3 separate regions of the Homo sapiens genome follow, and regions 2 and 3 are each linked to region 1. A link is a contact called in ENCODE Hi-C or POLR2A ChIA-PET data. All regions are on one chromosome and are shown on one strand. Each heading gives the region's core, a stretch centred on a gene start or an enhancer-like site at or near the end of the contact. The rest is flanking DNA. Distances are from core to core; before and after follow the strand shown. Region 1 holds the start of MTRES1 (mitochondrial transcription rescue factor 1). Region 2 holds the start of AMD1 (adenosylmethionine decarboxylase 1). Region 3 holds the start of CDC40 (cell division cycle 40).

Evidence for each region. A loop is a pair of places that touch in the nucleus more often than their neighbours do. ChIA-PET counts read pairs that join two places held with the same protein, here RNA polymerase II (POLR2A). Pooled maps may share reads with other maps.
Region 2: a map of naive thymus-derived CD4-positive, alpha-beta T cell shows a loop between it and region 1 (31-fold over the local background). The contact joins the promoter of AMD1 here to the promoter of MTRES1 in region 1. A Hi-C loop is called at or near these places in 1 of 168 maps with a recorded cell type or tissue (naive thymus-derived CD4-positive, alpha-beta T cell) and 6 of 50 pooled maps. POLR2A ChIA-PET finds 5 or more read pairs at or near these places in 1 of 52 experiments (CD4-positive, alpha-beta memory T cell).
Region 3: a loop to region 1 is called in a map of CD8-positive, alpha-beta T cell, with 8 times the contacts of the local background. The contact joins the promoter of CDC40 here to the promoter of MTRES1 in region 1. A Hi-C loop is called at or near these places in 2 of 168 maps with a recorded cell type or tissue (CD8-positive, alpha-beta T cell and naive thymus-derived CD4-positive, alpha-beta T cell) and 10 of 50 pooled maps.

Annotation. Positions count from the first base shown.
Region 1 is chr6:107,025,880-107,029,806 of GRCh38, reverse strand. MTRES1 (mitochondrial transcription rescue factor 1) reads right to left here and starts at 1,608. Exons shown (of 4, transcript NM_016487.5): 1 at 1,536-1,608. RefSeq lists enhancers at 890-989, 1,100-1,209 and a silencer at 1,320-1,789.
Region 2 is chr6:110,872,584-110,876,510 of GRCh38, reverse strand. AMD1 (adenosylmethionine decarboxylase 1) reads right to left here and starts at 1,726. Exons shown (of 9, transcript NM_001634.6): 1 at 1,296-1,726. The coding sequence starts at 1,405. RefSeq lists enhancers at 1-588, 589-1,304 and silencers at 552-741, 772-841, 902-1,151.
Region 3 is chr6:110,178,696-110,182,622 of GRCh38, reverse strand. It overlaps CDC40 (cell division cycle 40), which reads right to left and starts at 2,196. Exons shown (of 15, transcript NM_015891.3): 1 at 1,990-2,196. The coding sequence starts at 2,178. It overlaps WASF1 (WASP family member 1), which reads left to right and starts at 2,953. Exons shown (of 11, transcript NM_003931.3): 1 at 2,953-3,184; 2 at 3,881-3,927. RefSeq lists silencers at 2,924-3,033, 3,274-3,593.

The DNA.
Region 1 (3,927 bases), core at 359-2,858:
CAGTGAGATCTAAAATAAAAATAGTATGGGCGCGGTGGCTCATGCCTGTAATTCCAGTACTTGGGGAGGCTGAGGCGGGCGGATCACTTGAGGCCAGGAGTTCAAGACCAGCCTGGTCAACATGGTGAAACCTCGTCTCTACTAAAAATACAAAAATTAGCCAAGCGTGGTGGTGCACACCTGTAGTCACAGCTATTTGGGAGGCTGAGGCTGAAGAATCGCTTGAACCTGGGAGGGGGAGGCTGCAGTGAGCCGAGTTCACACCAGTGCATTCTAGCCTCGGCGACAGAGCGAGTGTCAAAAAAAAAAACAACAAAACAGGCCGGGCGCGGTGGCTCACGCCTGTAATCCCAGCACTGTCGGAGGCTTAGGCGTGCGGATCAGGAAGTCAGGAAATCGAGACCATCCTGGCTAACACGGTGAAACCCCGTCTCTACTAAAAATACAAAAAATTAGCCGGGCGTGGTGGCAGGCGCCTGTAGTCCCAGCTACTCGGGAGGCTGAGGCGGGAGAATGGCGTGAACCCGGGAGGCGGAGCTTGCAGTGAGCAGAGATCGCGCCACTGCACTCCAGCCTGGGCGACAGAGCGAGACTGCGTCTCAAAAAAAAAAAAAATAGCCGGGTGTGGCGGTGTGCGCCTGTAGTCCCAGCTGCTGGGGAGGCTGAGGCAGGAGAATGGCGTGAACCTGGGAGGCGGAGCTTGCAGTGAGCCGAGATCCCGCCATTGCACTCCAGCCTGGGCGACAGAGCAAGACTCCGTCTCAAAAAAACAAAACAAAACAAAACAAAACAACACCCTGTGGAATAAAAATTGATCAGGAGGACGGGTGCATTCGAATGAATCAGGAAAAGAACACGCAATGATGGACCCTGGGAAGTGACCTGATGGAAGTTCATTTTAAAAGATCTCTTTGGCGTTGGTGTGGGATGAGTGGAGAGATGATCACGGCAGAATCCCATAGGAGGTTTTGGGTGACATCTTCAGGAGAGGTATACAATCTGAACTAACCGAAGACTGTAAGAAAAGCAGTGTCTGTAAAAAAAGCAGCGCTGACTTTGACCTGCTTGACGCCAGGAAACGCTCCACATTCCTGAGCCCGTTCACCGCTCCGTAAGATGGAGAAACTGGTCTAAACGCTTTGAAGTCTAATGCAGCTAAAGATCCTTCCCTTTACTTGGAGACCTCGGAGGCTGTGGGCTGAGACAGGGTCGGATTCCTCTCGCTCCCTCCCCACCCCCGCGGGCAGTGCACCTTCCTGGGTCCCCAAGGTCAAAGGAAATGGACAACTGCGTCCCCGGGTTCGCAGTCTGCATTCGGAGCCAGCAGGAGCGACAGGAGGCAGGAACGGAAGGCTTCGCCGCGCTCAATTACCACAGTCCCTGCGCAGCCCTGAGCTCGCGGGGCGTCCCGAGGCTGGCAGGACACGGGACACTCACGGGGAGACCCGGCGGGAGCGTGGGCGGGGCGGAGAGGCGAAGTGACAGGGGGCGCGGGCAGGGGGCCCGGCGCGGCGCGCCAGCAGAGGCGCACTCACCTGTACGTCAGGCCCTCTCGTCCCTCCCCGCGGCCGCGCGGACTGCAGGCCTCCAGGCTACCCCTATCTGCGCCCCGCCCCTTCCGCCGGCGCCGGCGCAGTGAGAGCGGGTCGGGCGGGGCGCGAGGCCAGGGCGGCAGCGAAGCAGCGACCCCTGCTGGAGGCCGCGTCTTGGAGGACTGCGCGGGAAGTAGGCTCGGGGCACACCATTCTCCCGGGTTCACGCCATTCTCCTGCCTCAGCCTCCTGAGTAGCTGGGACTACAGGCGCCCACCACCACGCCCGGCTAATTTTTTTGTGTTTTTAGCAGAGACAGGGTTTCACCGTTTTAGCCAGGATGGTCTCGATCTCCCGCCCTCGTGATCCGCTCTCCTCGGCCTCCCAAAGTGCTGGGATTACAGGCGTGAGCCACCGCGCCCGGCCATCTTAATTCTTTTTTCTTTTTTTTTTTTTTTTGAAACCGAGTCTCACTCTTGCCCAGGCTGGAGTGCAGCGGCGTAATCTCAGCTCACTGCGACCTCCGCCTCCCGGGTTCAAGCGATTGTCGTTCCTCAGTCTCCTAAGTAGCTGGGACTACAGGCGTGAGCCACCATGACCGGCTAATCATCTTAATTATTAATGAAGTGATCCTTTCTCTGGGACCACTAACCCCTTTGAACATTTTTTTTTTTGACAGGGTCTCACTCTGTTGCCCGGAGTGCAATGGTGCGATCTCGGCTCACTGCAACCTCTGCTACCCAGGCTCAAGCTGTTCTCCCCACCTCAGCCTCCCCAGTACCTGGGACTCCAGGTGTGTGCCACCACGGCCTGCTAATTTTTGTTTTGTTTTGTTTTGTTTGTAGAGATGGGGTTTCGCCATATTGCCCAGGCTGGGACTCAAGAGAAGCGATCTTCCAGCCTCAGCCTCTTAAAGTGCTGGGATTACAGGTGTAAGCCACCGAGCCCGCCCTCTTTGAACATCTCCAAGAGATATAGGCGTTGTTTCCAGAAAAATGTGCAAATACGTCAGACTCGCAGTTTAAGGAAACATCTTTTCAAGACCAACGCAATTTACACGTGAGCCAATTCCCCTTTCCCTCCCAACCAACTATCCATCCATTCGTCCATCCATCCATCCATCCATCCATCCATCCCTCTCTCATTAGGTCTGTCTGTGGAGAACTCTGACTCATACACCAAACAAGATGTCACCCTGCAACATTCTAACAAAACTTCTAGTCAAAGTCACAGATGACCTCTGCAATGTAAATCCAAAGGTCTGGTCTCATTCCTCAACTTACTTGAGTTATAGGATACCCCATTGGTTTCACCTACCTCACTTGCCACTTAATCTTCTTCCCTGTTTTTTCTTTTGTTTTGTTTTGTTTTTTTGTTTTTGAGAATGAGGCCTGCTCTGGCCCCCAGGCTGGTGTGCAATGGCATGATCTCTGCTCACTGCAACCTTCACTCTCGGGTTCAAGCGATTCTCCTGCCTCAGCCTCCTTAGTAGTTGGGACTACAGGTACGCACCACCATGCCCGGCTAATTTTTGTAGTTTTAATAGAGACAGGGTTTCACCAATATTGGCCAGGCTTGTCTCAAACTCCTGACCTCAAGTGATCCACCTGCCTTGGCATCTCAAAGTGCTGGGATTACAGGCATGAGCCACCACTCCCAGCCAGCTGTTTTTTCATTACATCCTTAGAATGCCAAAGAGTAAGTGCCCCATACTTAGACCTCTAATCTTTTTCCTTTTTATCTATCCTAGTTCCCCAGTCGATCTCCAACAATTTCGTGGCTTTAAATATTATCTATATATGGACGATCCTCAAATTTGTATTGCGAGCCGAGATCATTCTCTTGCATTCAAGACTACAACTGCCTACTTAACATCTTCACTTGGAAATCTAACGGAAATCTCAAACTTGATAGGACCAAAACCCAGATCCGGGTCTCAATGCGTTCCTCCCACAGCATTCCTTATTTCAGTTAATGAGTCTTCCACCCTTCCTGTTACTTAGGTCAGATATCTTAGAGATACACTCAATTTCTCCCTTTCTGTCTCACCTGGGATTAGAGGCGTGCACCACCACACCTAGCTAATTTTTGTATTTTTAGTAGAGATGGGGTTTTACCATGTTGGTCAGGCTGGTCTCAAACTCCTGACCTCAGGTCATCCACCGCCTCAGCCTCCCAAAGTTCTGGGATTATAGGTGTGAGCCACCACGCCTGGCGGCTTACCTTTCTTCAGGCTATCCTCAGGACAATAACCAGAGTGATCCTATTAAATCACAAATCAAATCCTGTCATTACTTAAAATCCTCCTGGGCTGGGCGCGGTGGCTTATACCTGTAACTCCAACACCTTGGGAGGCCGAGGCGGGCAGATCATGAGGTCATGAGTTTGAGACCCG
Region 2 (3,927 bases), core at 477-2,976, 3.8 Mb before region 1:
AGCACGTGTCTGCCTGGATTCCCTTTTCCAGTTGCTTTTTGTCAAGGGACAGCTCCAAGAACAGCTAACACTCCTAAAACGCCCATTGGTCCACACCCTGGGGCCAGGCTCTGAGTGCGGCCCAGGAGCCCATTGGTCGCCGCCTCTCAATGAAGCTGGCCACGCCAGTTACTCCGCTGCACCGCCACCCTAGCCGCACTCGTGCGCAGAGGAGCCAGGGATCCGGTGGCAGGGCCTAGGAAGGCCATTGGTGGCCACCGGTGCGACCGCCGCCAGGAACAAGGCCTAAGCATCCACGGGATCTCTGGGCTTTTATATAAGCATGGATTTCCACAGCAATACCAACTAAAACGCCTCTTCGGCGCGGTCAGCCCAAGTATCTCTCGCGTGACGGCCCGCAGTGGGAGTGGGCCCCAGATTCCTTTGCTCAAGCTTAAGGCATTAGAGGCATTATGTCCTGGGGCAGGCGGGCCTCCCTCCACCCGCACCTCTCCCGCCCCGCTCCGCCGGCTCCGTAGCAGGTTACACAACCCAAGGTCAAGAGATTGGGGAGCAGCCCCCAGCGGCCTCAGCGGCCGTGTCGAGGGCGGCCCCGGGGACTGCGCCGTCTGCCCAGCCGCCCCGAAAAGGCTCTGGCGCAGAGCATGTTAGGGGAGCGGTGGGGCCCCGCCACTGCGACATAACTGCTCCCGCCCAATCCCCGCCGCCCGAACGCCACATGCTGCCCGCGGCCGCCGCGGGTGGGAGGCCTCTTCGCCAGCCCCTCAGACAAGGCCGGGAGGGCCCCTCCTATCCGCGCCCGAGGCAAGAACAAGCGCCGCTCCCGCCCTCCATTCCCCGAAGCCGGCACGCCCGAATTAGCGCCTGACTAAGCCCGCCGAGCCACACCTGCCGGAGGCAACCCGCGCAGGCGCCCCCGACCCCCACCTGGGGCCCCTGCCGCCAACTACTACGGAGGGAAATGTCGGGAGGCGCGGGCCGCAAAACCACCCCGGGCCGCGCCGCCCGCCGCCCAGCGCGGGACGTTACCTGAGCACGCGGCCGCGCCGGCCTCCTCCCCTCCCCCAGGGCAATGCCAGGCGCGGCAACCACGGCGGGAGAAGCCGGCTCCGGCCCGCGTGGACATGGCCGCTCTCCCCCAAACCGCGCACCTTCCAAGGCCGCCGAAGCGACCCCAGGCCGCAGACTTGCCCCCAACTGAAAGCTGAGGGAACTCGGGCTCCACCCGTGGCTGGTGCCTCGGCGGCGGCGACAGCCCCCAGGCCCGGATGTCAGCGAGCGCCCCGGGGACCCACCTTGGGATAGTGCGAAGATCCCCAGATCCTTGGTTTGCGTCGGGCTGCTGCCGGGAGAACCAAACCTCCAGCAGCTTCTCGGTCCCTTCGAAAAAATGTGCAGCTTCCATCACCGTGAGACTAGCGAACAACCAACAACCACAGAAAATCAACTAAATTAAACCTCTTCTCCCGCCGCTGCCGCCGCCGCTGCGGATTGTTCCAGCTGTGTTACTAAAGTTCAGGTTCCTTTTTTTTTTTGCTATAATTTTATATTAACTTTTTTTAAAAAAAGGACTAATAAAATTTTCCCGGCTTTGTGTGAGCGAAAGTTGAACGTGAGTCTTTTGGAAATAGAGGCAGATACAGTTCAGTCTCTTGTATTCCGCTGCTTTCCCGTTAGAGAGAGTAGAGCGAGCGCTAGCTAATGTCGCCGGCCATACTGTGTAAGCGAGAGCGCTGCGTGAGCACCGCCCTTATATATCCCGGCTCCCCCCAAAAGACCAGGAAGTGACGCATCGTCCCACCTCCACGGCCTATAGCTGCTGCCGCCTGTCAATCACTCGCGGCCGAGTGGCGGCTGGCTGGCCGAGGGCCTGGCGGAGAGCGCGGGGAGCTGCCCACTGCGCTGCGGCTCGGGCTCTGGCCGGCTCCTGAGTGGGAGTTGGTGCTGTGATGTCCAGCTGGGGACTAGAAACCTCGGATCGAACGCAGAGTGGGTGGGGAGAGCGGGAACGGAATGAGGAAAGGCTGTGCAGAGCTGTTTAGAAAAAAAAAATGATTAGCAGAAAACATGGGTGGGTCCTTAGGGGTGTTGGCGGGGTTCAGCGGGGACGGTGGCCAGCGCTGGGTTGGCGTGGTGGTTTTGATCTTGTGCAGTTCACCGCGACTGCTGAGGTACTTGGCCATTCTTAAAAGTGTGTTTTCCCAAGGCGAACGCAGCCAGGCGTTAAAACTAAACATTTGTCCGTGACGCGCACGTTGCCAGGGGTCGAATTAGAAGGCGCTTTAATTCTGCTCACGCCTTGGCTGATGTGCGAATGAAAGCAGTCCTCGGCTGGTTTATACAATAGCCAGAAGCATTGTCTTCCTATTTCAGAAGAGAAAAGCAACGTGGCGCCCAGCCTTGGAGGGCCCCGGCTTTACCCACCTCCCACCGTGTGGCTCGCCATGCCTCCGAATTGGCTGAGCACAGCAGCCTCCGGGAAGCACTGGCAGCTCCGTTGCTCCATTAGCTCAACTGGTGGGAATTTATTCAGCAAAACTACTTCTAGAAACTGAATGTGTTAAATATAATCTGAACTTATTTGATCATGTTTTTCTTTGAATTTTATCAAGCTGATGTATTAATTGATGGAGGTTCTCCTTACCCCCCAAAATTTACAGTGCTATCTTCCCATGTGCTTAAGAAGGATTTACCTGGAAATTAATAAAACAGGGATTCCAGAGCTATCACTGGTGGTAACTTAAATAACTATCAGTCTAATATTTTATAAGTGTTAAGTATAAAATAGTCGTCAAGCCATGGTCAAACAGTTTAACCTCAGATGGCAAAACTGGTAACAAAGTTATTACTTTTACTTGGGAATATGGGAGGAAAAAAACCCAAGCTGACATAAAAATTGCTATTGTCACAAGACAAAAGGACTTTTCGCTATCATCCTTAGAAAAAAACTTTCCCCAAAGTGAAATAAGATGATGTCAACATGAAAAATCCACTGAAAAAGACATGGTTTGGGTTTGCACTCTAGATACCCTGTAGAATAGCTCTTGTCTTACAAGAACGTGGTTCACGTGTCTCCGTGAAACCTGTTGAAAGAAGCTATGTTGTGAGCTAGGTACATAAACTACTCTTGCTTTGTTTTGTTTGTCTGAGACGGAGTCTCGCTCTGTTGCCCAGGCTGGAGTTCAGTGGCGTGATCTCGGCTCACTGCAACCTCTGCCTCCTGGGTTCAAGCGATTCTCCTGCCTTAGCCTCCCGAGTAGCTGGGATTACAGGTGCATGCCAACACACCCGGCCAATTTTTGTATTTTAGTAGAGACGAGGTTTCACCATGTTTGCCAGGCTTGTCTTGAACTCCTGACCTCAGGTGATCTGCCCACTTCGGCCTCCCAAAGTGCTGGGAGGCCACCGCACCCAGCCCTCTTGCCATGTTTTATAAGCATCCAACTCAAACTGCGGATTGGGACAAAAGATAATAAATGTTGCTTATTTTATAATGATAAAAGAATGTGGTTACTCTACTTGGAATAAAGATAAAAGAAGTATTTCTGTGTTTTACAAGCTGTTCAATTATTTGATGGTTCTTACTGAAGAATCTGCCTACTAAACCACCTCAAACACTAATTGTGGTATAAACATAATTTGGCTTATAATTGCTTATAATTAGTTGCTTCTCAACTACTATTATGCTTTTTTCCCAGTGCAATTTAAGTTAATATAAAAGTGCCAAGAATCTTGGCAAAGTAAATCCTTATTAATTTGATATAGGATAATTTAAATAGTCTACCAACTGGATTGGTCCTTTGTAAAATATATCATTTTTCTTGTTATCTTGAAGCTCAAAATTCCTTGTATACTCTGGTTTCTCTTCAGATCATAGAAATAATAAAAATAAAAATCCCTTGTACTAAGTTGGTTAATCTTTGCTTA
Region 3 (3,927 bases), core at 947-3,446, 3.2 Mb before region 1:
AAAATAGCAAGGAAGGAGTTGATGTGAGAGAAATTAATGAAACAGCAATGTTAGAATCAATTGAATGACTAGCTTCAGGGGCTGAGGAAGAAGGAAGAGAAAAGGATACCTTCTTTGTTCTCGGCTTCAACTAGTGGGTGGATTGTGGGATGACAGATCAAAATAGGAAAAACAGAAGTGGATTTTGAGGGAAAGAAAATAATTTTTCGACACACTGAATTGGAGGTGGCTGAGCGCCAACCTGCAAAAGACAAATGTACAATTACTGTGGGAGATTTTTATATACCTCTCAAGATCGTAAGCTAGCAAGGAGGATAGAACTGGAAATAAAAGGATAGCAAGCATTTAATTAGTGTTCATTGTGTGTGGCACTGTTAAAAGGGCTTTACATCTTTTATGACAATTATTATAATTCTGTTAGATAGGTACTACTGTTATTCCTACTTTACAGATCAGCAAAAATTAGGTACAGAGCATTTAAGTAACTTATCCAAGGTCCCCAGGTGGGTAAGTGCTGGAGGCAGGATTTGAATTACAGTCTTAATTCCAGAGCCTGTGCTAACCATTTCACGGTGTTCACCTTGAGCTAGAAGCAGCACAGCCTGAGGTTGAAGGTATGGGAGAATATGTGGAATGCAAAGAGGACTAAGAGCAGAGTCCTGGGAAACACCAGTATTGAAAAGGGAGAGTAAAATAATTGGAACAGAATGCTGAGTAGAGCCCCATGGAAGCGAAACGGAGAGAAAGTTTCAAGAAAGAGGAACTAATGAACAGTGTCATTTGATGCAGACATTTAAGTCAGATGGCTGAACTTGACAACTGGAAGGCCTGGGACATCACTCACAGACAGTAGTTTCCCAAGAGGATAGGGCCAGACTGCATTGGGTTGAGGAGAAAATGAGACGAAGACAAAAAGAGAGCTCCAAAAAGCTGAGCTGTGAAAGGAGAAGACTCAGGAGGTTACTGGAGGGGCTTAAGTTTGGAAAGTTTTGTTTTGATAGGAAGTTAGGAGGATTCTAAGCATTCTTTCATGACAGATGTCCATTTTTAAAAAGTAAAATTCACATACAGCTTGTTAAAAACCTGTAAAACACTTCTTAAGTCATTAAACTAGACTTGGGGACATGATACAAAGGAATTTTTGGACACCGCCTCCCCTCTTCACATCTTGAGCTGATCACCTACCTCGGGCTCTACTGGGCCTACACTACCAATTGGTAGATGCTCTCATCAGGCTCCAGACACATCAGCTTTTCCTCAGTTCTTCAAACCCACTAGGCTCTTTGCGTTCTCAGGCTTGCCTGTCACCTCTGCCTGGAAACTCTTGCCTTATTAATCAGCTTCCTCCATTGAGATCATGCAGCTGTTTCTCAAATCCAAGGCCTTTTTCTCACTGTATTAACACACACAATCATAAAACATTTACTGCACTCTCACTAGTTGGCTCTGTGCTATATGCTTTATTTGTGTAATTTCACTCAATTTTCACACTCATCTTTTCATGTAGACAGATGTTTTGAAAATGATCTCCACTGTACAGGTGAGGAAAGAAAGGAGGCTGCATAACTTGTCCAAGTTCACACAAGTGGTGGTGCCAGGATTAGAACCTAGTTCTTCAAAAATAAGACAAATCGAGGCCACTGCTCACACAATACTCTAGTTTGGGAAGTCCTGATCTAATTTCACTTATGTTCCGAGATTACACCTGCACTTTCCAGGCTATGTCCCTAATCCACAAATTCAAATTTCATCCCCTCCTTCCACTTGCTTTCTGATGGCGGGAGGCAAGGGCAGAGAGCATCGGAGGGCTATTCCGAACTTCCAATTCTGCCTCTCCCGAGGATGCATGTGGGAAGGAGAAGAAATTCAAACGTTAGCAACTTATCTCTGAGCACTGAGAAAGAGGTAACCCGGTACCTAACAAGCGGCTGGCAGTTCTGGAGCTGAAGCCAACAATTCCCACACTGCATTAGTAGCAAAAGTGCTTACCTTAACTGCCACCTCCGGAGCCGAGTCCACTGCCACTGCTAGAGACGGCTTTGATGAAGGCGATTTAGTCAAGTGCATGAGGGAGTCGGCGGCTGGCAGCGGACACCGACTGCTCTCACTGTCCGAGTCCGATTCGGACCCTGAACCCGAACCATAGGAAGCGGCCAGAGCTGCAATCGCAGCCGACATGACGGCAACAAATCTTCTGCGGAGACCCTGCCAGGGCGGAAGAAGAAGAGGCTCCCAGGTCCTGACAGATTGCAATGGAACACATCATTAACTTTCTTTGCTAAGAAATAATGTCTTACATTTTGAAACAATAAGCTAATTATTATTAGAATAACTACTGTCGAGCTGAGAGCTTAAAAAAGTTTATCTAGGGAAAAAGGGAGAATTATAATAGTTTATAACATTTAGGACCTAGTTGACTAAAGAATATGAGTTCCAAAATACCTTGAGGCCTCGCGGTCCTGCACTCCCAGCGTGCAGCGCGGCAGGAAGCGCGAGAGGGCACAATGGGAAGTGTAGTTTGCAACGAGGGGGCGGAACGGGGGCGTGTCCCCCTTTGACCCCGCCCCCGAATGGATGTTCCATTCAATTGGCTATCATCTTCCCTCATTCCCTAGCCAAGCAGTGTTCTCTTCGTCCCCCTCCCCCAAACTGAGGATTGGGCAATACCACAGAACCTCAGGAAAGGGGGGAAGAGCGAGCTTCGGCCCCACTAATGGGGGAGTGGGCGGAGGCTGGATTTCCCACCTCGGCTGCACCTGGGCACTGGAGGCTGAAGAGGAAAGTGAGAATCTGAAGTTTTGAGACCTCTGACTGGCCAGGAATAGCTCCTGGGGCGGGGGGCAAGGATGGGACCATAGGCGGAAAGAGTCTCGCGGTCCCCCCTGCTTCTGGCGCGGGTCCCTGCGCCCGGTTGTGGAGCGTCTCGCGCGGGGAGGGGGCGGGGGGAACGGCAGCTCGCGGTGTTGTTCACTCGCGCGTCGAGCACACGGTGGGTCCGGCGGCGGGTTGGCGCCCCAGGCGGCGTTCCCTGTGGCCTGGCGCCTGGGCCGCTGCCCTGAGCGGGTTCCGCCCCAGAGCCCGACCCTCCTGGGGGCTCTAGGCGGAGTCCCGCGAGCCGAGGGGGACCGGCGACCGCTGCCGAAGCATGAAGAAGGGGTAAGGCGTGAGCCCCCAAGATTTCACGGTGAGCGCGAGTCCCTGAGGAATTGCTTTTTTCGGGGAGGGGGTGTTGGGAGAGGAACTCTTCCTTACTGGCCGGAGCAGACCGAGTGGTGTGTGGCCCGCAAAGGTGACGGGGATGGATGGGCGCGCCTTCCCCGCCCCGGCCCCCACCCCCATCCGCGGGTTTTCCGAGCGCCCACCGCCCACCCGCCAGCGGGGCTGGGTGCCGAGGGAGACGGCGGCGGGCGCGCCTGGGGCTTGGCTGCAGGGACCGCCCCGGGGCTGCTCTCGCTGGAGAGACTGTGGGTGTCACCTGAGGTGCCACCGCCCGGGCTTCCCTGCCCACCCGCGCCCGCGGTCCGCCCCGTGCCTCTTTCCGGGGGAGGCGGTAGCCCCGGGCGACAGAGAATCCCCTGCTCGCCCTACGTGCGCGAGGCTCGGTAAAGCGAGCTCGTGCGTTTGCGTGTTTGCTCCGCGAGTCGGTGTCTGAAAACATAACGGTAAAGCGAGTGCGGGCATCCTTTTCTTCGTTGGAAGGGGAGGCGAAGCGGTGCTGTCGCTTCTGGTGCCTGTTCATGGGGGCTGCCTTGGGCAGAGTTACGGAGCCGCTCACTCAGCGCTCATGTCGGCAGGACTCGCCCATTGTGCCACCCAGATAATTATTCAACTATGCAGCATCCATTGCACCTTTCCCATTTTTCTTTTCCCCTTGCTACAGCATGCCCCCTAGCTTCGGTACTCTGACACCTTCTCTTGCACTTGCGG